Regions from separate parts of the Homo sapiens genome. Here region 1 is linked to region 2. The links are chromatin loops, found by intact Hi-C in ENCODE. Cell type or tissue: gastrocnemius medialis. All regions are shown on one strand. Each heading gives the region's core, and the rest is flanking DNA. Links, peaks and the distances in the headings are about the cores only.

Region 1 (10,493 bases), core at 1,700-9,699, 79 kb before region 2:
TATCCTGGTTCTGAAATGCAAGCTTGTCATTACTTTATAGATGGGGAAACCAAGGCGCACAGCCTGTAGGCAGCTAAGCCAGAATCAAGCCCCCGGCCTCCATCTGAGGACGGTTTCTGAAGGTTGGAGGCAGCTGGAAGAGACCCCCACCTCCTGGGCAGCCCCTTCCTTAGCCTTCCCTTTCCCTCACAGGCAGGGCTGAGTGTCCCACTTGCTGCAAGGAAAGGAACACTTGAGGGGTGCAGAACCCTGGAACTTTCTGCGTCCTCCCTAACCCCCATTTTGCAGCCAGGAAGACTGAGGCCCCAGAGAGTCAGCTGCTGCCCCTGGCCTCCCTCAGCACCCCTGGATGCAGTGGAGCTAAGATCACAGCCCCAGGCTTTGGGAGGTGCTCAGATCACAGCCCCAATATGAGGCCGCTGGCTGTGTTGGGCTGGGCTGGACCAGGGTCCTCTGGGGAGGGGAGGGACGTATGGTTGAGCTTCTCCAGGCTCACAGCTCCCTCTGCCTAATCTACCAATGAACCACCAACATGTGGCACCTCCCTGATCCAGGCTCTACTTACAGAGGTGCCAGAAAAGCCGGCCAGGGTGTCTGCTTGTCCTTGTCCCGTGCCACAGCTCTGGCGCCTGGGCTCTGCCTCCGTCTACCTCAGTCTCCTCATCTGTATATTCGCGTTTTGATCTGCCAGCTCTCCTTGCGGGGTCAGTGTGGGCCGAGTGGAGAAAGCAGAGGTCAATGTCTTCTGCAGACTCCACATCTCCCAGAGGTCCTGCCCCTGTCCCCTGTCTGCAAGCTTTGGTCTTTCTCTGTGATCGCCTCCCCTGACAATTTCCTGGCCCCCTTTGGTCCCGAGGTTCAGGAGGGGCAGAGAGAGCATGGGGGTGCAGAGACCCAGGGACGGGTCCCCCACGAGCAGTGTAGCTTTAACTTTTCCCAAACCAGTCACGTGATGCTGGTGGGGTTCTCAGGCCCAGGAGGGAGGAGGGTGGTAGTGATCATCCAGGGACAGGTGAGGTCTCTGGGGCAGAGGGGTGTCAGGACTGGCATAAGATCACCTGGCAGAGTTGAGACTGGAACTGAGGGCCCTGCCCTGCCCTAGGCTTGCTCCTGTGGCTCCCAAGTGACAAGTCTTGCCCCCCTGTGCTAGTCTGAGGTCTGGAGTTCTCAAGGCAGCTCTTAGAGCTGCCCAGATAAGGGCCTGGGCCAGGCCCAGAGGCTATGCCTATGTCACTGTGAGCCGAGACAGCAGGATCCACAGTGCCCAGAAGTGAAAGCGTGGCTGACAGTGCTACCCTGGTGTCCTGCTGTCCCATCATGGGGGCTGCGGGTGGTCAGGGGAGGCTTCTGGGCACGTGACCTTTGGGCTCACCTGAAATGAGAAGGAAGGGTCCCCGGAGGCCCTGGGCAGAAAGGTGACAGGCAGGGGAGCAGCCACCAAGGCAGGGAGGCCAGAGAGGCAGCTGGACCCCAGGCATGTTTAGAAAGCCATGTCCACGGTCCTGCCGAGGGTCAGGTCAGATGAGAAAAGGTGAGGAGGAGCCAAGGACCTTGGTCAAGCTTTGGGGACTTGGGCATTTTCCTGGGATGTCCAGGCAGGTTTGGGGCAGGACAAGGAGTTGAGCGTGAGGACCGGTATTGCATTTGTGGCCTGTGTCATGGGTGTAACACTTGTGACTGGGTGGCCTTTGAAGGCCCTCCAAGGTGGGGTTCAGGTCCTGGCCAGATGCTCCGAGGTTGCTGCCCAGGAGCCTGGCTCCTCGCTGGCCCAGTGCCATGTGGTCTGGCCCATGTAGGGTGTCCATTTAAACTCGGTCTTTTCCTCACATACAGCCCCACCACCACCGTGGCCACCCCAGATGCCCTCTGTTCCCCTTTCAGCCTGAAGACCCTCCTTTGACTCAGCCCTATCCCCAGTCAACTCCATACACCTCCGTGACTCTCATTCCAGGTGAGCCCAAACGTCACCTGCCCAGAGGCCTCCCCTGACTGCCCGCAGCACCCATGACGGGACAGCAGGACACCAGGGTAGCACTGTCAGCCACGCTTTCACTTCTGGGCACTGTGGATCCTGCTGTCTCGGCTCACAGTGACACAGGCATAGCCTCTAGGCCTGGTCCAGGCCATAGGCCCTTATCTGGGCTAGGCTCTAAGAGCTGCCTTGAGAGCTCCAGACCTCAGACTAGCACAGGGGGGCAGGACTTGTCACTTGGGAGCCACAGGAGCAAGCTTAGGGCAGGGCAGGGCCCTCAGTTCCAGTCTCAACTCTGCCAGGTGATCTTACCCCAGTCCCGACACCTCTCTGCCCCAGAGAACTGACCTGTCCCGGGATGATCACCACCACCTTCCTCCCTCCTGGGCCTCGGTTTCCCCATCTGTACATGGGGCTGTGAGAATCGTGTTTAGTGGGATGGTTGTGAGGATCGTTGTGTGGAGAGAGCAGAGCACGAGCCTGCCCTGTGCTGGGGCTGCACACGCTTGGGCCACCACCGCTTCTGTCCTGCTGTCTCCTGGGAGCCACAGCCTGAGGTGCAGGCCTGGCTGTGGGAAGGCCAGCATGCTGGTCCAGCCAGTTGTCCACAGGTCTGCCACAAGGCCCTAGTGTGTGTCTGGCAAAGACAGAAAGCAGTTGTTTTAGTTGGACAAACATTTCTTGGGTGTCTACGCCGAGCTGGGTGCCTGGAATATGGTAGTGGCTGAGCTGTGCGATCACTGAGGGTCAATGGGAGGCAGAGAAGTTCTGAGGACTCCCAGGGTCAGGTCCATCCATGGCCCAGGTGGCTACTCCAGAAACACTGACGCAGGGTGTGCACAGAGGAGTAGTAATGAGCTTGCCAGGCTTCTTGTATCCACCTCCCTGCTCTGCAGAGACTGCTGGAGCAAAAGCTGAGGTTTTTTTGGTGGCTTGCAGGGCCCTGTGTGGTCTGGCCCCAGGATCTCTGACTTGGTTTCCCAACCCTCACTCCCGGCTTGTTTGGGCCCAGCCACTCTGGCCTCCTTGCTCTTCCTTCAACCTCCTACCCCAGGGCCTTTGCACGTGCTGTTCTCACCAGTGGGCGGCTCATACCCCACATGTCCTTTGGGGTCCTTGTATGCCCTCTTTACAGTGGCAGCCCTGCCCCTCCCCACCCCTCCTCTGCTGTATAGTGATCCTTGGCACCTGTCAGCTTATCACCTGTGTGGCCTCTGTGATGTATGTATTTATTTAGAGACAGGGTCTCACTCTGTCACCCAGGCTGGAATGCAGTGATAACAATCATATCTCACTACAGCCCCAAACTCCTGGGCTCAAGTGATTCTCCCGCCTCAGCCTCCCAAATAGCCGGGACCATAGGTGTGTACCACCATGCTCAGCTTTTTTTTTTTTTTTCTTTTTTTTTTGAGATGGAGTTTTGCCCTTGTTGCCCAGCCTGGAGTGCAATGATGCGGTCTCAGCTCACTGCAACCTCTGCCTCCCGGGTTCAAGTGATTCTCCTGCCTCAGCCTCCCAAGTAGCTGGGATTACAAGCACCCGCTACCATTTCTGGCTAATTTTTGTATCTTTAGTAGAGATGGGGTTTCACCATGTTGGCCAGGCTGGTCTCGAACTCCTGAACTCAGGTGATCCACCCACCTCGGCCTCCCAAAGTGCTGGGATTATAGGAGTGGGTCACCGTGCCTGGCCCCTGTATTATTTATAATGATATTACTTATTGTGTGTCTTCATCAGTACGTAAGATCTCCATGAGGAAGAGTTTCATCAGTTTTGTTCGCTGCTGCCTGCCCTGCAGCCCAAACCCTACTGGGACACAGTAGGCCCTCAATGAGCCTGGGGTAATTAAATGGCCAGGCTAGGTAGGCAGCTCCCTTGGTGACGGAGTCAGTCCCAGAATAGCCTCCGATCTCTGCTCTCCTGTCCTGGGTGAGTTGAATTAACCCCAGCAGGTGGGGAGCCAAGAACCACATCCCTTGCTGTGCAGCCAGGACAGGCGGCAGTGGCCACAGCTGGGCCTTGGCCAGGGTGGCAGGCATAGTCCACAGAAGGACAGTCAGGCCCACAAGGAGGAGGCAGCAGGGCTGGTGTGGGGGCGGGGCTGCAGGCATGAGGGGAGTGGGGCTGGGGAACCCTCAGCTGGGCCTGGCAGGAACGGAGAAAGGGCATCAGGCAGAGGGAAGTGCCTAGGCGATGGCGGGTGCAGGAAGTAGCAGGTGTGTCGGTGGAGCAGAAAGAATGGCTGTGGCTCAGGACCTGCAGGCCTGGGCTCCAGCGTCATCTTGGCCTGCTGTGTGACTTGGATCCCTGCATCTCAGTAGTTCCTCATCTGGAAATGGGGAGATGAATTGTAGCCACTCTCCTGAGGCTTTGGGGAGAATCAAAGGAGATACCAAGAGCCAGAAGGCCTCCTTGCTGCCGTTGGCCCCAGTTCCGGTGGCCCTGGACTAGTGGTTGGACCTCTTGGCCTGTCAGCCTTCCCCTCGTGTTGCCCAGCACAGGCTTTAAGGGCAGATTTTCTGGGGCTTTGAAGTTAAAACTCATGAAACACAGCATGATTTTAAAGAGTGAATCACATCTGTCCCTTTGCTGAGGGCCTTCTAGTGGCGCCCAGCTCAGAAGGCTTAGGAGGCTCTGCAGGACCTGCCCTATCACCTCCCTGCCCCCATCTCTGCCCTTCCCCTCACCCACCCCACTCCAGCGGCCCCTCATTCAGGCCTACTCCTGCCTCAGAGCCTTTGCACTGGCTGTTCCCTCTGCCCAGAACACTGTTCCCTCAGAATGGCTGGTGCCCTCTCCTTCCTGTCTTCACCTGCCCCCATTCCCTGGCATCCTACACATCACTTGCTTTTCATGTTTATTCTCTTTCTCCCCTTCCGGTTTCATGGGGGTAGGACTCCATGTCTAGCTTGTTTGTTGCTATACTCCCAGCATCTGAAACAGTACCTGGGGCTCAGGAAACATTTGGTGGATGGATAAGTGGATGGGTGGGTTGATGGATGGGTAGGTGGAGAGACAAATAGATGAGACACTAAAAACTGTGATTAGGAAAAAGTTCAGTTAATTGTTTGCCCAGCAGCAGTTTGGGGTGGACTGGTGAGCTCCAGGCTTGGCAGGCCTGGTGGAGTGTGAAAACCCGTTTGTTCCTGCCTCCTGTGCCCAGCGTCAGTTTCTCATGAACTCTACCACAGGCCTCTGATCTTTCCTGCTGCGTCTCTCTCAGGGTCCAGCAGGTGGTCCTGATGCGTGGCGCAGCGCTGCCTCTCTAATCTCTTCATGCTCTGCCTTAGTTGCAGATTTGCTGAGCCCTGTTCTGTGTCCAGTGCTGGGTTCTGGGACTCCCAGATCCAGGGATGTGGTGGGGTGGGGATGCAGGGAGCAGGGCTACAGAAAGGGGTGGCAGGGCCCTGGGATGCTAGGACTGACGCAGTAGCAAAGGTTCATGTGGGGCTCAAGTGTTCTAGGCATGGCTGTAAGCACGTCACAGAGGTTACCTCATTTAATCCTCCAAACCACCCTATGAAGGACATTTTATTGTACCTCCACTTTATGGATGAGGAGACTGAGGCACTGAGAGGTTATTCAGGATTCAGCTGTAGCAGCTGAATGACTCCAAATGCCTGTCCCTCCACCCGTCTTGGTGCCTGAGTCCGCTGGGATGGGAGTCAGCATAGGCTTACCTGTCTCCACAACCCCCAGGATGTCATGACCGGGCCGTCCTGCTCTATGAGTACGTGGGCAAGCGGATCGTGGACCTGCAGCACACCGAGGTCCCAGATGCCTACCGTGGGCGTGGCATCGCCAAGCACCTTGCCAAGGTAGGGCAGGCAGGTGGCAGGGCCAAGCGGGGACGGGGACATGGGGGCTGCCACCTTCGCTCCGAGGAGACGGTGGCCCTGGTGGCCACTTCAGCCTGCTTCTTGGCCCTGGGTCCTCTCTGGGCCAGTGGCCGCCTTTCTGGGCCCAGGCTCCTGTTCTGCAAGACCCTGGCGTGGCTGAGCCTCCAAGATCCTCACACACCTCCTGTGTGGCAGGTGCTTCACAGGAGCCCCATTCCTGCCCCCAACCCCTTCATCCTCAGGGCATCCCAAACCCCAGGCTGCCTGGAGAGCAGGTTTGGGCTTAATGAAGGGAGTTACAGCCAGAGCAAAGAATGACCGTCACTCCCCTGAGGGCTGCTGCTGGGACTTAGCTGGGCCGTCTGCCGGCTTCCCCTCCTCCACCCCCACCCCGCCAGGAGAATTGCAGGGCAACCTTTGTCCTCCATGCTGCCTGGGGCAAGGGGGCTTGTAGGGGAGAGGTGATGTGTTTTTTCCTTGTGTACCGGACCAGTCTGTGGGGATCATCCCAGGTGACACTGAAACTCAAGGGAGTTACTGACCTGGGCAAAGTGGAAGGGTGGCCAGGGAGCCGGGCCTGGGGAGGCAGCAGACAATGCTACCTTCTGGTGCCGGCTGCAGGCCCTGACCACTCTCCTCTCTGCCCGGCTCCCAGGCCGCCCTGGACTTCGTGGTGGAGGAGGACCTGAAGGCCCATCTCACCTGCTGGTACATCCAGAAGTACGTCAAGGAGAACCCCCTGCCGCAGTACCTGGAGCGCCTGCAGCCGTAACCCTGGCCTGCAGGCGGGAGCGCTCCCTGCCGGACTCTTCCACGTGGCCTTTGCCTGGCCCCACGTGCTCTCAGGAACCTGGTCCCACTGGGAACAGACTCAGAGTTATTTTTGTAAGGACACTCATCTGTGCCCCACGTCCAGATCCCTGGAGGCAGCTGACCAATGATGGGCGGTGACCCGGTAACCGAGGCGGCAAGGAGGCCAGGTAGTCCCGGCACCTCTCACTCTGCAGAGACCAGCGGCTTCGTGGGAGGCCTGTGGGTCACACGTAGGGGCTAGAGCCAGCCTGCATCCTGCCCACCGGGCTCCACTTGGAGATCAGCAGGAGGGCCAGTGTGGGACCCCTGCTGCCACCTCTCCTGGGCCTGTGTCCTTTCTGGAAATTAAGAAGGTGTGCTCCAGAGCCAAGAGGAGCAATAAGAAACCTCGTGTGCCAGCTTCTGAGGGTGGCAGTGCCAGACCCCACCTGCCAGCGGTGCTGCCCCTTTCTCAGACCCCCATGCCCAGTGCAGGCAGGGCCCTGGAAAGGGTCAGCTCTCCCTGACAGAGACCAGCAGAGTGAAGGACTGAGCACTGGCCAGGCTCAACCGTACGTGCGGTTCACACATGTGAACACACAGGATGCAGTCTACAGGCGGGCTGGTGGTGGGTGCCGGGGGTGTTTTCCTCTCCTTGGTACCCCCATCTTTTTTTTGGCCTCTCGTGTAGGTTCTGCAGGAAACCAAGGCCCCATCCCCATGGGCTGCTATCCCCTATACCCCTGTCTGCCAGGAGGAGATCCAAGGGGGCCTGAGCAGCTGCAGGCCCGCCCCTTGCTGGCCTTGGCCACCTGCCTGAGCCTTCTCCGAGGAGATGCCTTGGGGCTGGGGTGGGAGTGAAGCTGACTATTCTCCAAAAACCACCCTCAGCATCCAAGAGGAAGAAACATCAGCCACAGGGGTTTCTGTGCTGCTGCCAGACATCAGTGTCCTCTTTTGTGGCTGGCTACAGCCGGATACACTTTGCTGCCCATCTGGCCCTGGGCTCCTCCCCAACCCAGCCTTCCTGGGTGCAGCCTGGGAGACACACTAGCATGCTTTGGTGGGACCAGCCTTTCCAGGGCATGCTGGCTTCCCCTGGGGCTGACTCAGGTCCCGCCCTCTTGTGTCAGTGCTAACAAGGATCAGATTCGTCCCTGCCCTTCTGTAGAGCTGGAGGGTGACCTGGAGCCAGGGGCCCTTTAGGGCTGAGACATTTGTTAGTCGGAGTGATGCATCCCTACCCGGCTTCGGGGGGAGTCAGGCTGGGCTCTGGGCAGTACAGGGAGAGGTTCACCAGGACCCCCATGCCTTCCTCCCCCGGTGCAGGGGCAGTGGTCACCATGCTGACTCCTCCCTTTGACTCCATGCACGGGCGCTGGCTGGCCTGTGGTTGCATTTCCCACTCACCTCCTTGCTATCCCCAGTCTTGGCACCGAGACCCCCCACATTCCTTCTCCAGCAACAGCAGCCCAGGGGCCTTCCTGCCTGGACGCAGGACCACGGAGACCTGCATGTGCAGGGAGGCCTGGCAGCCTGCCGATGGGGGTCCCCGAGCCCCGGAGTCTCCTCGAAACCCCTGCTGTGGGTCACAGCATGGACCAGGAGGGGTCACCATCCTGAGTACCCCCGACATCCCTGCCCCTTGACCTGTGGCAGATGCTCCTGCCCTGGCCTCCAGGAAGTCAGCTCTTTTGCAAAGGGCTTGTGTGAGAGGTCGGAGAAAGCCCTGGGCCTCCAGGGAGATGCAGCTGGCAGGAGGTGGGCTGAGCTGCTCCGGGGCTAGGGGTGGCCCATTGCTGGCAGAATTTAAGGAAAGAGCAGGTTGTAGGCACAGAGGATGGGCAGCCAGGCCTGGGCCTTCCCCTTACTGTCCCAGGGCAGCAGAGCTAGGGTCCTCTTTTACCCTCCCTAAGGTCACCCCCTTCCCATCTACACGTCCCTCCCCAAGTTCAAGCACATAGTCAATCATGACCACTCAGGAGCTCAGTGAGCTGGGGCCATGTCCCTGTGGCCTCCAGCCCATCCGCAGGAGGGTCCCTTGCAGTGACAGCACAAAGAGTCCCCCACAGGAAGCCCCTGAGGGCCAGCATGGACCTTGAGAGCCAGGAGGGAATGGGCCTGGTGCCACTCTGTTCCCACTCCCACCTAAGATTCCTACCCCTGTGTTCTAGCAGGTGACTCTTGATCTGGCCAGCCCACAACAAATACTTGAACTAGGCAGCATGGGGTGGTGGAGGCCTGCAGAGGCCCCGGGCCCAGGAACTGAGACTAGGGCTTTCTCATGAGGCCTCATCAAGCTCCCGCAGGTATGACCTGGCCTCCTCGCCTCGGGCTGCCTTAAAGCACCGCTAACCCACGCCAAGGGGCTAGGCAGGGCTTCGCGGGGCCTGGCCCAAGGTCTCCAGCAGAGCAATAACATCTTCCCAGGTTGGGTTGCCACAGACACCGTGCCCTGGAGCCCCCAGCCCATCCCATCTGGTGCTACCCTGTCTGCCTGGCAGCCTAGCCTCACCCCTCCTGTCCGGTCACCTGGGGGTCCTTGGTAAGGATGCCGCCACATGGGGCCGGTTTATGCACCTGGGCGAGAACCTGACTGGGGCAGGGGATGCTCAGGGGCCTGCAGGTCTCCCACAGAGCTGCTTTTCTGCCCGCCTCACCCTGTGGGTTTGTATTTCTTGCCGGGTCAAAATAGGCAGTGACTCGTGCCTTCCCTCCTCAGGGCCGGCGGCAGGGTGTGGACCCAGCTGGCCGCTGGACCGTCCCCTTCCTCATTCTCCAAGCTCATCAACAGGTCTCAGAGGAACATTTCCATAAAAGGTGTGGCCTGGCATGCAGTGCTGTCTGCACGCTGTCGCTTCCCCCACAGCAACCTGCCGGTCAGCCTTAACTGGTGTGGAGGTCGAGGTGGGGAGGGGGAGGCGGGCTTCCCTCCCTGGTGTCTGGCCTCTTTTTGCTCAGCCCTCAGCACAGCCTTCAGCGTGGAGAGCGAGACCCTGCGTGTCACTGGGGCTTGGCTGAGGTCTCCCTGCAGGATAACAGTGACTTCAGGAACCCAGACCCCAGTCTGGGCGGCTCTACCTTCCCGGCTGGCCCAGCCCCCACACCACAGTTCCCTGCCACCTCCAGGCACAAAAGCCTCTGAGGCCACAGCCCAGCTATGAAGCTGAGTGGCTTTGTGCGGTCTCCTAGGGAAGGGGCAGTGATGCCATGCATGAGATCCGCTGTGCCATAAGAAGTTGCTTCCTTTAGAATTTCTGGTCCAATGCAGGGAGGTGAGGCCCAGCCTCATGATAACACATGCCCATCAAGGAAAAGCTGTGGCTAATGCTTCCAAAACAAGTGAAAATCTTGCACCAGGCCCAGGGCCATATCTCATTCCGCCCCAGCTACTGAGGGAGGGGACAGACTGCTGGAGGACAATTTCTCCTAGTTACCACTAGGGGTTACATGGCTACTCAGAATGAAAGATAAATTGCCAGGCCTGTTGCAATCTTTTTTTTGAGATGGGAGTCTTGCTCTGTCGCCCAGGCTGGAGTGCAGAGGTGCGATCTCAGCTCACTGCAACCTCCACCTCCCGGGTCAAGCAATTCTCCTGCCTCAGCTTCCCGAGTAGCTGGAATTACAGGTGCCCACCACCATGCCTGGCTAATTTTTGTATTTTTAGTAGAGACGGGGTTTCACCATGTTGGCCAGGCTGGTCTTGAACACCTGACCTCAAATGATCCGCCCACCTCGGCCTCCCAAAGTGTTGGGATTACAGGCGTGAGCCACCTCACCAGGCCCCGTTGCAATCTTACTCCACTTCGTTTTCACAGCAGTCCCGGGACATGCCCATTATTAGGCCTATTTGATAGATGATACTGAGGCTGAGTCGGGGGTCACAAGCC
Region 2 (10,493 bases), core at 1,336-9,335:
AAGGAAGAGGCTGGAATCCAAGAAGAGAGTTCTGGCAAACCAGACTGTAGCTCTAAATTATTCATAAGCTTGGAGCAATAATGTAAAACCCTCAGCCACCTACTTAATATCCCATCTCAAGCCCACATATAAAAAAAAAATTCTGCTTCCTTTCGTAAGAGGACATCAACTCTGGATGCCAGAGTGAAGCCAGGAACACTGTGGACTCCCAACACACATCCATCTATGCACCAAGTCGCTTTGATCCTGAAGTTCATGTTCAGGGTGGCTGTCCTGATCTATGCTAAATTGCCCCCTACAAGAGGATTCTACTGCAACGGAACTGTCAACTGAACTAGATTAGCATTTACTTTTTCACCTGCTTTTCCAGATACACCTGAATTCTTAACCACCATAAAAAACAGCCACATTCTTGGACTGTAAAAATGACAGTTTCCCATCAACTGCCACTTAATCCACCTCTGAAAACACCTCAGCTACTATCTGCTGCATGGATAAAGCTCCCTCTTGCCCTACACTATGCCAAGCCTCCATTGTATGAACTGGGGATTAAGGTGGTATCTAAAGCACCAAGCTTTTCACCAGGCACTACTGGTACCATCCCTGCCCCAAGAGGAAGTTCTGACCAGGTGTTCTTGCCTGCAGGCTATGCTGGGTCCCAAGGACCCTTTGTGTGGAATCTGAGAAGTGCTCAGGAAAGCTGTAGAGTAGGCACCGAGGCCTGTGCCACTCCAGGGTTCTGTGGGTGCTGCCTGGAGTCCTGCACGGGACCAAGATCCTGAAAACAGGGAATGTGGGAGGGTTTCCTAGGGGAAGGAGGGATAAACAGTGGGAGGCAGGAATGGTTGCCATTTTGTTGATATAGCTTTACCAGAAAATTACAGCAATTGACAAAAGGCAAGAGAAGGCTCCAGGCAAGGATAGCTTAAAACTTGCATGTAATAAGCTGGTTGAGGGGTGGGGGCTTGGGAAGAGTTCAACCCGGCTGGATGGCTATTTGGTAAAAGCTTTTTTCTCACTGCAATCCCAGGTCTTTGTACCAGGTAGGTCTCAGGGTAGGACCACCCTGCCTTGTCCAGAATGGCCCAGGGCCCAGCCACTGCCCAGGATGAGCTTGAGGTATGAAAGGGGTGGGGGCCTCAGCTCAGGGAAGGATAGTAGGGCTCAGCCTCTGGGGCCGGGACCCAGAGCCCCACTAGGCGTGTTGGGTGGAAACCCCTCCGAACACTCCTCCGTGGGCCCCTGGAGGCCAGTGCCTGTGAAGTCCACCCAATTTCAAATTGACAACCTGGGGCTGAGGCACAGTGCCACCGAGGTCATGGGGGTCAAGAGCCAAGTATGCAGCCTGTCGCTTCTCAAAACTCAGAGACCACTTGAAAAACACTAACTGCAGCACAACAGCGGCAGTGCAGGGGTCATGAGGATGAACCCTCAAGCCAGCCTGGCTTGGGTGACACCCTGGCCCAGTCACTTGGCAGCCTGGCAAAGGGGCCTCACTGCCCTGGGCCTCAGTGTCCTCGCCTCTGAGCTGAAGTTGTGAGAGGACCTCCCTCCTGGGTTTGTTATGAGGTTGGATGAATTCATCTGTACACAGAGGGAACACAGCTGCCACCAGCATCATAATGACCACCATTAACTCAAAGTTCCTGGATCAGGACCTCACCTCCCAGCAATCCGACTCCCAAGACTGTCTGAAGGGACCCCTGGCTTGTGAAGTGTGGTTCTTTCCAAATAAAGGAAGCTCATTAAATGTATTAAGTGTCCAATGTTGTTTAACTTCTATATTTTCATAAACCTTTCAGTTTAATCAAATTAACAAATAGGAAAAAACTCCACAACATTGGCAGAAGTCAGGCTCTCATGTCCCAAGTTTTGTGTTAGAAAATGTGGTTATCAAGGCCAGCAAAGCAGGAGAGAGCAGACAGGTACTAAAATGTCCCTCAACCCCGTCTTCACACCCAGGGAGGAGCAGGATGAAAATAAACCAGCCCAGCAAGGCTCCCCAGTGGAAGATGATTAAAGTTCCCAACAAATTGCACTTTCATGCAACCTAATTAAAACTCAAGCCAGCAATCCATGACATGAAGAAAAGAGCGAAAACTACACACCGTCTTGTACACTTCTGGGATTCCTTGAGCACCTGACACAACATCACAGGCCAGCCTTGGTCTCCTGGCCCTGGAGACCACTTTGCCTGAGGCAAACATGGCGCCGGGTGAATGGGATCCATCCTTGGCCCGGGCCGCTGTCTGTGGGGAGAGCGCATGTCTGCATTCAGTCTGGTAAAGTGCTATCGAATCAGAATGCAAAGCAAATTAAAAGCCAGTGCCAAGGCCAAACGCAGTGCCTCGCGCCTGTAATTCCAGCACTTTGGGAGGCTGAGGTAGGGGGATCGCTTCAGCCTGGGAATTCAAGACCAGCCCGGGCAACATGGTGAAATCCCGTCTCTACAAAAAACACATAAACTAACCAGGTATGGTAGTGCACGTCTGTAGTCCCAGCTTCTTGGGAGGCTGAGGTGGGAGGATTGCTTGAGCCTAGGAAGTTGAGGCTACAGTGAGCCAAGATTGCACCACTGCACTCCAGCCTGGGTGACAAAGTGAGGCCCTGTCTCAAAAGCAAACAAAAAACAAAATCCAGTGCCAACTCTCCCCTGCTAACAAAGAATGACCATGGTGGGAAAAGACACCCCAGAGTGAGCCATTTATCTGAGAATCAGGTTCAATTCCAGCATAACTTTCCTGACTAGATGAAGTTGTTCATATTGATAATCCCGACTCTTTCCAGAGTTTTTCAAACTCTGAAAGCCCTCCTAATAGTTCTTCCACTATGCAGGGCATGTGGCCACACTGCTGGGCCTTCTTGGGTTCTTAGAGACAGCTGTGCCAACACTTTCCTAGCTTGTCTTTGGAAGTCAGGATGACCATGAGAGCTAGCCATGGAAAGCCCCACCACCTTGCTGTGGTGTCCAGGGCTTTCTACCAGCTAAAAGGACAGCTTCACAGTGGAAGAAAGGAACAGTGTTCTAGCTGGCCACATTTCCAGATTAGGAAATAAATCTACATAAAGCAAGGTCAAAGGGAGGCCTGTTTTCTTTGAAAATGGCATACAAGAAGGATTTATATATATGTATAAACTTTAATATATTTATCAATCATGCATTTTATACCAAAATCCTTATTAACTGCTAGTTTCAGATATATAGCCAGATCATGGACTGAGAAGGCAAGATTGATGGTATAAAAAGGGACTGGGAAAAAATATCTGGCTCACGATTTTCAGCATTTGGAGATCAGCTTGTAGAAAGAAGGGACAGAGTCTGTCTAGCACCACTGTGAGCCATGGCAGAAAGCAGGACAGAGACATGGGGAGAGAGAGTGAAGCCAGAAAAAGAAGGTGAGAGCCCCTCAAATAGAAACCATAGTGCACACGGCATCTGGAAGCAGAGGGCACCACCTACACATGGAATGTGTGCAGTCATAGTCACACTCTTAGTCCTTGGGCAAGAGACCTGAAACACAGTCTCACACTGATGAGACTCACGAACTGGCGTGAGGAAGGGAGAGAGCTCAGGGGCTCACATATTAATACTGTCTGCTTATATTTTCATCCCTTGCCAGATCCATGAGCTCTAGACCCAGGTTAAAAGAGTGCAAAGGTAGCAAAGTCCCGCTAAGGGTGAGGGTTCCTTGGGCCCGGGCAGCCAGAGTTCGGGGCTTCTCTCTGTGATTCTGCTGCTCCTTTACTTTCTGCTGAACCCACCACTGTGTAACTCCCTCACATCCATTTGTGCAGCTCATCCACCCTTTAAAGGGCTTCTGGAACCTCAAATTAGACATGAGACTATCACCAAGAAATCAACTCTGAGCACAAATGTCACCCTTTATGTCATCCATTCCATTCCTTCTACTTTGGCCAAAATTCTCCCTTGCATTTCACAGACGGAATCCGTTCCTAAGATTCCTTTCTCTCGAGCATTTTTTTTTTTAAAGAACTGTTAACAAAAATAGGTTGTTGGAAGCTACTCAGAAACCACATACAGAAATTAAACTACTAACAGCCACATCTGAGAATCAAAGGAGGGGATCTCAAAACCCACCAAAGTTTTTTTTAAAAAGAACAATTTCAGGTCTGTAAGAAGGATTAGCCATGAAATAATTTGCCATGTTACACACAAGAAAATCAGGCTAAAGGGCAGAGAGGAGTTCCAACTGGAAGGAAAGACACTGAAATCACACGGCAAGGAGTGGCTTAGTATTGCTAAAGCAGTTAGGATCCTGCTCCCACAAACCTACACGTACTCTTTTATTTTATAACCAATGGCCAGTTCTAATCAGCTGCTCTATTTAAGGTGACATAAACTATGGGTCATGCTTATGACCCATATCTTGAAATATATCTGAAAGCTTCTGTCATTTTCAGAAAGTAAAGGCAGGGTCAAACTGCCTTTTTTTTTTTTTGGTCTCAAATGTCTGAGAAGCCACATTAAGGCCGCCTTCGACTGGAAAAAAAAAAGAACAATATCCTACCTCAGATGGCAGCTACCTTGCCAGTGGCGGTTCCTGGCGCCAGTGTCTTCTCTGGTCTTTTGACCTGGGCCAGAGGACACCTTCAGGTCAGCAAGCCCTCCCTGGAATGCCTGAACAAGCCACGGCAGAGTGGCCTGTGGGGTGTATTTTCAGAAGCCAGCCTTCAGCTCCCTGGTTTAAAAGAGTACAGGCTGGCTTTAGTAAAAATAAAACCTGAAGGAAGGCTGGAGATTTCAGACCAGGCTCCTGAGTGTTCAATCCTGGGAAGAGCAGCCACATTGAAGTGAGCTCTGCTCTCCAGTAAGATGCCAAGCACATGCTTCCCGGCAATCCTGTGAGGGGGGGCGGAGAAAGGTGCCAAAGCCCAGCCCCGGGCCCTGTAATATGATGGCACAGGAGTGCGGTGACAATGAACAGGAGGCAGAGCCCGCGCCAAGTCTGTCTGTTCATTATGGCCTAAAGCCCTCCTTATCAATTATAGCACTTACTATGGCTACCTAGGAACTTGGACACACACAATTTTGGTTTTTAATGTGGTTTTTTTTTTTTTTTTTTGGAGACGGAGTCTTGCTCTGTTGCCCAGGCTGGAGAGCAGTGCCGCGATCTTTGCTCACTGCAACCTCCACCTCCTGGGTTCAAGTAATTCTTCTGCCTCAGCCTCCCGCGTAGCTGCGACTACAGGCGCACGCCACCACACCTGGCTAATTTTTGTATTTTTAGTAGAGACGGGGTTTCACCATACTGGCCAGGCTGGTCTCGAACTCCTGACCTTGTGATCTGCCCACCTCAGCCTCCCAAAATGCTGAGCCACCACGTCCGGCCTTAATATGCTTCTTAAAGTGAATTTAGATCAGGCGCAGTTGACTCACACCTGTAATCTCACCATTTTGGGAGGCCAGGATGGGTGGACTGCTTGAGCTCACAAGTTTGGGACCAGCCTGGGCAACAGCGAAACCCCATCTTTACCAAAAATTAAAAATTAGCCAGGCATGGTGGCACGCGCCTGTAGTCCCAGCTACTTGGGAGGCTGAAGTGGGAGGACAGCTTGAACACAGGAGGTGGAGATGGTGCCATTGCACTCCAGCCTGGGTGACAGAGTGAGACCCTGTCCCAAAAAAAAGAAAAAAAAAGTGAATATAGTGTTACCAGAAGACACTGGAATAATGTCACTCTCTTTCCTAGAAAACACACCAGAGCCCCAGGCCCCCCGCACCCACCCCTGACAGAAACTGGACAAGGCACTGACTGTGGTGGTGAAGAAGAGAAAACACCAAGCCAGCATGGGGGAGGGGGACAAGACCACCATGCTGCATACTTGCTGTGCAACACAGGCAGATTCATTCACTACTTGAAACTAAGCACACTCACCTCAGAATGGGGATGATCGCTCCAATAGGAAAATGCATAGGAAAGCACTTTGTAAATATGAAAATCTTGAACAACTGTGCTGTTGAATCATAAACTGACTGAAAAAAGGCAATTCCCAGAGAGGATTTCAGAAACGTTCCAAGCAATAGCAGCCAAGCTGGCAGCTTTAAGGGCTCGTCATGTTTGAGTATGTTTGGTAGAAAGACCAACCGTATTCCTTCACACCCACACCAGGGATCACCTCAGATCCTGGATGTCGTGCACTCATCCACTCAACTACACTTCTCAAGTGCCCTCTGGTACCAGGCACTGGGCTAGGGCTGGGGTGGAGGGCAATGAACGAAGGAGAAAAGCTGTCTGACCTCATGGAGGCAGCCCCTATGGAAGACTGACAATATACAAAGAAACACAAAAATTAAATAATTGTGATAATGAAAGAAACAATCAGTGTGAAACAACACAGAGTAGTGGGCTGTCCAAAGTACAAGCCTTGCCTGAAGACTTCATTCAAAGTCAAAACAATTCAAACTGCTGTGCTGGCCGAACACCGCACCTGGCCGAGGCCACTGCTGGTTTGTGACTCCTAAATCAGATTATTGTCTTTAAAAATTACATATAACAACAGCAACAAGACAGACAAGATGCCAACATAAATATGAGGTCAGAAATCTAGGAGTTCAGGAATCTAGTTTAAAAGGAGATGCTACAGCGTCAACTAGAGTATCTAAGAGGAACTATCTACAGGCATCAGTTTCAGAAACTTAATTAAGCAAGGCTGGCCCAGTGGCTCATGCCTGTAATCCCCAGCTACTCAGGAGGCTGAGGCGGGAGGACTGCTTGAGCCCAGGAGTTTGAGACCAGCCTGGGCAACAGAGTGAGACCCCGTCTGTATAAAAAAAGTGAAAAAAGTAGCCAGGTGTGGTGGCATGCACCTGTGGTCCCAGCTACTCAGGAGGCTGAGGTGGGAGGATTGCCTGAGCCCAGGAGTTTGAGGTTATAGTGAGCTATGATGATGCCACTGCACTCCAGCCTAGGAGACAGAATGACACCCTGTCTCAAAAAAAAAAAAAAAAGCACAACAATTGACAATATCTGCACTCAAGATTGAGCAGCATAGCCAGGTGCTGTGGCTCATGCCTGTAATTTCAGCCCTTTAGGAGGCCAAGACAGGAGGATCACTTGAGCTCAGGAGCTTGAGACTGGCCTGGGCAACATGGTAAAACCCCGTCTCTACCAAAAATACAAAAATTAGCAGGGCATACTGGCACATGTCTGTGGTCCTAGCTACTTGGGAGGCTGAAGTGGGAGGATCACTTGAGACCCAGAAGTAGAGGCTGCAGTGAGCTGTGATCACACCCTAAGGATGTGGAGCTTGGATATCAGTGAATCAACAAGACCCAGCCCCTGATGCCACTGTGTGTGTGGACTAAGCCAGTGAGGAGAACAATCAGTAACAAACATTTAATTACCATGTGGCAAGGGCTACAAGGAGGCCACCTGATGCAATTTTAAGCACCTAGGTAATCTGGTCATTTATATTGCTTTTCCATCCACTAAAATGCCTTATAACATTTCATGGGATTTTCTTCACGGCGGCATTGAAGTGGGGACAGAAGAGACCTCATTACTAACACTTCACTGCAAGCAGACTCTGGGAGATTTGTAGCTGAATAGAAACACAACAAAAGCAGTTTTACTTTCTGATATGCTTTTTAAAGGGAACTCAATTCACTGAAATAGAGTGGTCAGCACAAAGACTCAAGAAGTAAAATACACAGAACTGAAAAAAACTCCAGAAGTAAATGTCCCCCTAGTGTCCTGACAATGTACCAAAGCCGTTTCTAATTTAACTTGATTATTTAGATTATACCTGTGTTTTTTGTTTTTTGGTTTTTTTTGGTTTTTTTTTTGAGACAGTCTTGCTCTGTCACCCAGGCTGTAGTGCAGTGGCGCGATCTCGGTTCACTGCAACCTCTGCCTCCCGGGTTCAAGCGATTCTCCTGCCTCAGCCTTCTGAGTAGCTGGGATTACAAGTGCCCGCCACCACAACCAGCTAATTTTTGTGTTTTTAGTAGAGACGGGGTTTCTCCATGCTGGCCAGGCTGGTCTCGAAGTCCTCACCTCAGATGATCCACCCACCTCAGCCTCCCAAAGTGCTGAGATTACAGGCGTGAGCCACTGTGCCCGGCCTAAACCTGTATTTTAAATGGTACCAAGCATGTTCAAGAAATATTAAATAATAATTTTAAGAGCCTTCATTATAGAAAACACTCTCAATGCTAAATACTTTTTGATAAGTAGAAAGCAGAAGAAAAATTGGGTCTCTAGAAGTTCGTTCTTGCCTGCTGTCCTCTTTGATAACTCCTATCCAATCTTCAAGTCCTGCTTGGGCACCATCTCCCTGAAACCTTTCAAGCCACCCAGCAACCCTGCCCTCCATATCTGGACAGGGTTAATCACTTCCTTTTCAGTGTAGCCTCCATAGCATCTCACAAAACATCACAATGATTTCCCTTCACTGCCACGTGCCTCCCAAGACAGCAGTTCTCTGAGGGTCTGGCCTTTTATTCTGACTCCCACACCATCTATGTGGTGAGAACTTCATAAATGTTTGTTGAATAAGATTGTATCATGGAAATAATCTAATCCAATACCATCAGATTACAGAAAAAAACAGAGCCCAGATGTGTTGTTTTATTTGCCTACACTCAGTATTAAACAGAATCCTGAAGAACAAATGTTCTCACAGTCCATTTTAACTATTTGCCAGTTGCCATAAGAAAAGCAAACATTCCTGCAGCTTTATCTCAGCAAAATATCACTAAAACGAATTACGGCAAACAAATCACATCCCAGAGCAAAAGTATGTCATTCGCTAGGGATTAAACATTAAATGTTGCTTAATTTCATGTAGTCTCATGGTTGAAATCATAATACTTTGAATTCTAACAAATTCCTGTCTTGGTTTCCTCACAAAGTTAGATAAATCATCATGTCTCTGTTGGCTCCCTTTCTCTCAGACAAATGTGCCTTACTGTAATTTATCTAGGATGATGGCTCACCCTGAATTCCAAGTTATTTTTAGAGCTGTGTGAAAAACATTTTTGTGAAATTTAACTAGAAAATGCTCTTTATTCTAAGGGAGGTTTTGAAAGTTTATATAACAACTCTCCTGAAAACGTTTAGTACACTGACTTTTAATGCCAGCAAACACAGAGGAGGAAGGGCACATGTGGGAAGAACTGACTGGGAAGCAAAGTGTCATGAGCTGAGAAGGCTGTGCCACTCCCAACATCTATGATTTCATTTAAAAATAGCCTAGCAGGTGCCCTATCACTTTCTTTTACCAAGCGTCCTAGCAAATATTTCCTGAGGACACGGCTGTGTCTCTTTCGGACAGTCATACAGTAAGTAATCAATCTATTTCACCCACTGTTAGATTTCCCACTTTTCTTCACAGATACATGTCTTCTCTTCTTATTTCTCTCACAAGGCCCTCTTCCTGGGGATTCAAGATAATGTCTGGAGTCATTTCCTTTTAGCCTAAAGGACTTCCTTTAATACAGCATTTCTTGAAGGACAAATCTACAATCTACCAATTATCTCAGTCTTTGTTTATATGGGAATGTCTTTATCTTACCTTCAATTTTGAAGGATAGTTTTAGATACAGAATTTCATGTATATTCTTTGAACATACTGTTCTACTGCCTCATAGCTGCCATTTTTTTATTAATAAAATTTCTAAGACAAACTTTAGGTACACAGGAAAACTGAGCGGAAAGTAGAGTTCCCATACACCCCTGTGTCCACACAAGTACAGCCTCCCCCATTATCCACATCCCTCACCGGTGTTACACTGTTAAAACCCATGCGCCTATGCTGTCACATCATTGTTACCCAGAGGGCAAAGTTTACATTAGTGCCCACTCTCAGTGCTATGCATTCTCTTGGTTTGGACAAATGTATACTGACATATATCTATCATTGTAGTTTCATACAGAATAGTTTCACTGCCCTAAAAATCCTCTGTGCTCCACCTATTCATCTCTCCCTCCTCCCCAACCCATGAACCTTTAACTATCTCCACAGTTTTGCCTTTTCCAGAATGTCATATACTTGGAAACATATGGTACATAGCCTTTCCGGATTGACTACTTTCACTTAGTAATATACATTTCAGTTTCCTCCATGTCTTTTCATAGCTTCATAGCTCATTTTTTTTTAGTACTGAATAATATTCAGTTGTCTGGATGTACCAGAGTTTATACATTCAAAGACATCTTGGTGGCTTCGAAGTTTCGGCAATTATGAATAAAGCTGCTATAAACATCTGTGTGCAGGTTTTTGAGTAGATATAGGTTTTCAGTTTATCTGGGTAAATATCAAGGAGTGTGATTACTGTGGTGTATGTTAAGAGTACATTTCATTTTGTAAGAAACTACCAACTGTCTTCCAAAGTGGGTATAGCATTTTGCATTCCCACTAGGAATGAATAAGAGTTTCTATTGCTCCACTTCCTTGCTAGCATTTGGTGATGTCAATGTTCTGGATTTTGGCCATCCTATTTAGTGGTGGTATCTCACTGTCATTTTAAT

The links. Hi-C counts contacts between places; a loop is a spot of excess contacts. Peaks named below come from ENCODE experiments on the same cell type or tissue, not always from the same donor. Only the 100,000 strongest peaks of a DNase experiment are listed, where the experiment ranks them.
Region 1: it touches region 2 in a loop (4-fold over the local background); 5 of 110 quality-filtered maps call a loop at or near these places.

Annotation. Positions count from the first base shown.
Region 1 is chr17:21,239,403-21,249,895 of GRCh38, reverse strand. NATD1 (N-acetyltransferase domain containing 1) reads left to right here. Exons shown (of 3, transcript NM_152914.3): 2 at 5,672-5,790; 3 at 6,467-10,493. The coding sequence ends at 6,583. Among named protein-coding and RNA genes, the nearest start is that of NATD1, 8.8 kb to the left of the region's middle. RefSeq lists enhancers at 355-856, 5,088-5,830, 8,809-9,553, 10,299-10,493. In gastrocnemius medialis, for the core only: a CTCF peak has its summit at 6,578; DNase peaks (open chromatin) are centred at 3,985, 5,701, 6,705, 7,725 and 2 weaker places; H3K27ac peaks cover 8,000 bases.
Region 2 is chr17:21,160,508-21,171,000 of GRCh38, reverse strand. All of the region lies in intron 1 of DHRS7B (dehydrogenase/reductase 7B), which reads right to left. Among named protein-coding and RNA genes, the nearest start is that of DHRS7B, 39 kb to the right of the region's middle. In gastrocnemius medialis, for the core only: CTCF peaks have their summits at 6,614 and 7,720; DNase peaks (open chromatin) are centred at 3,510, 4,870 and 9,170; H3K4me3 peaks cover 1,208 bases; H3K27ac peaks cover 8,000 bases.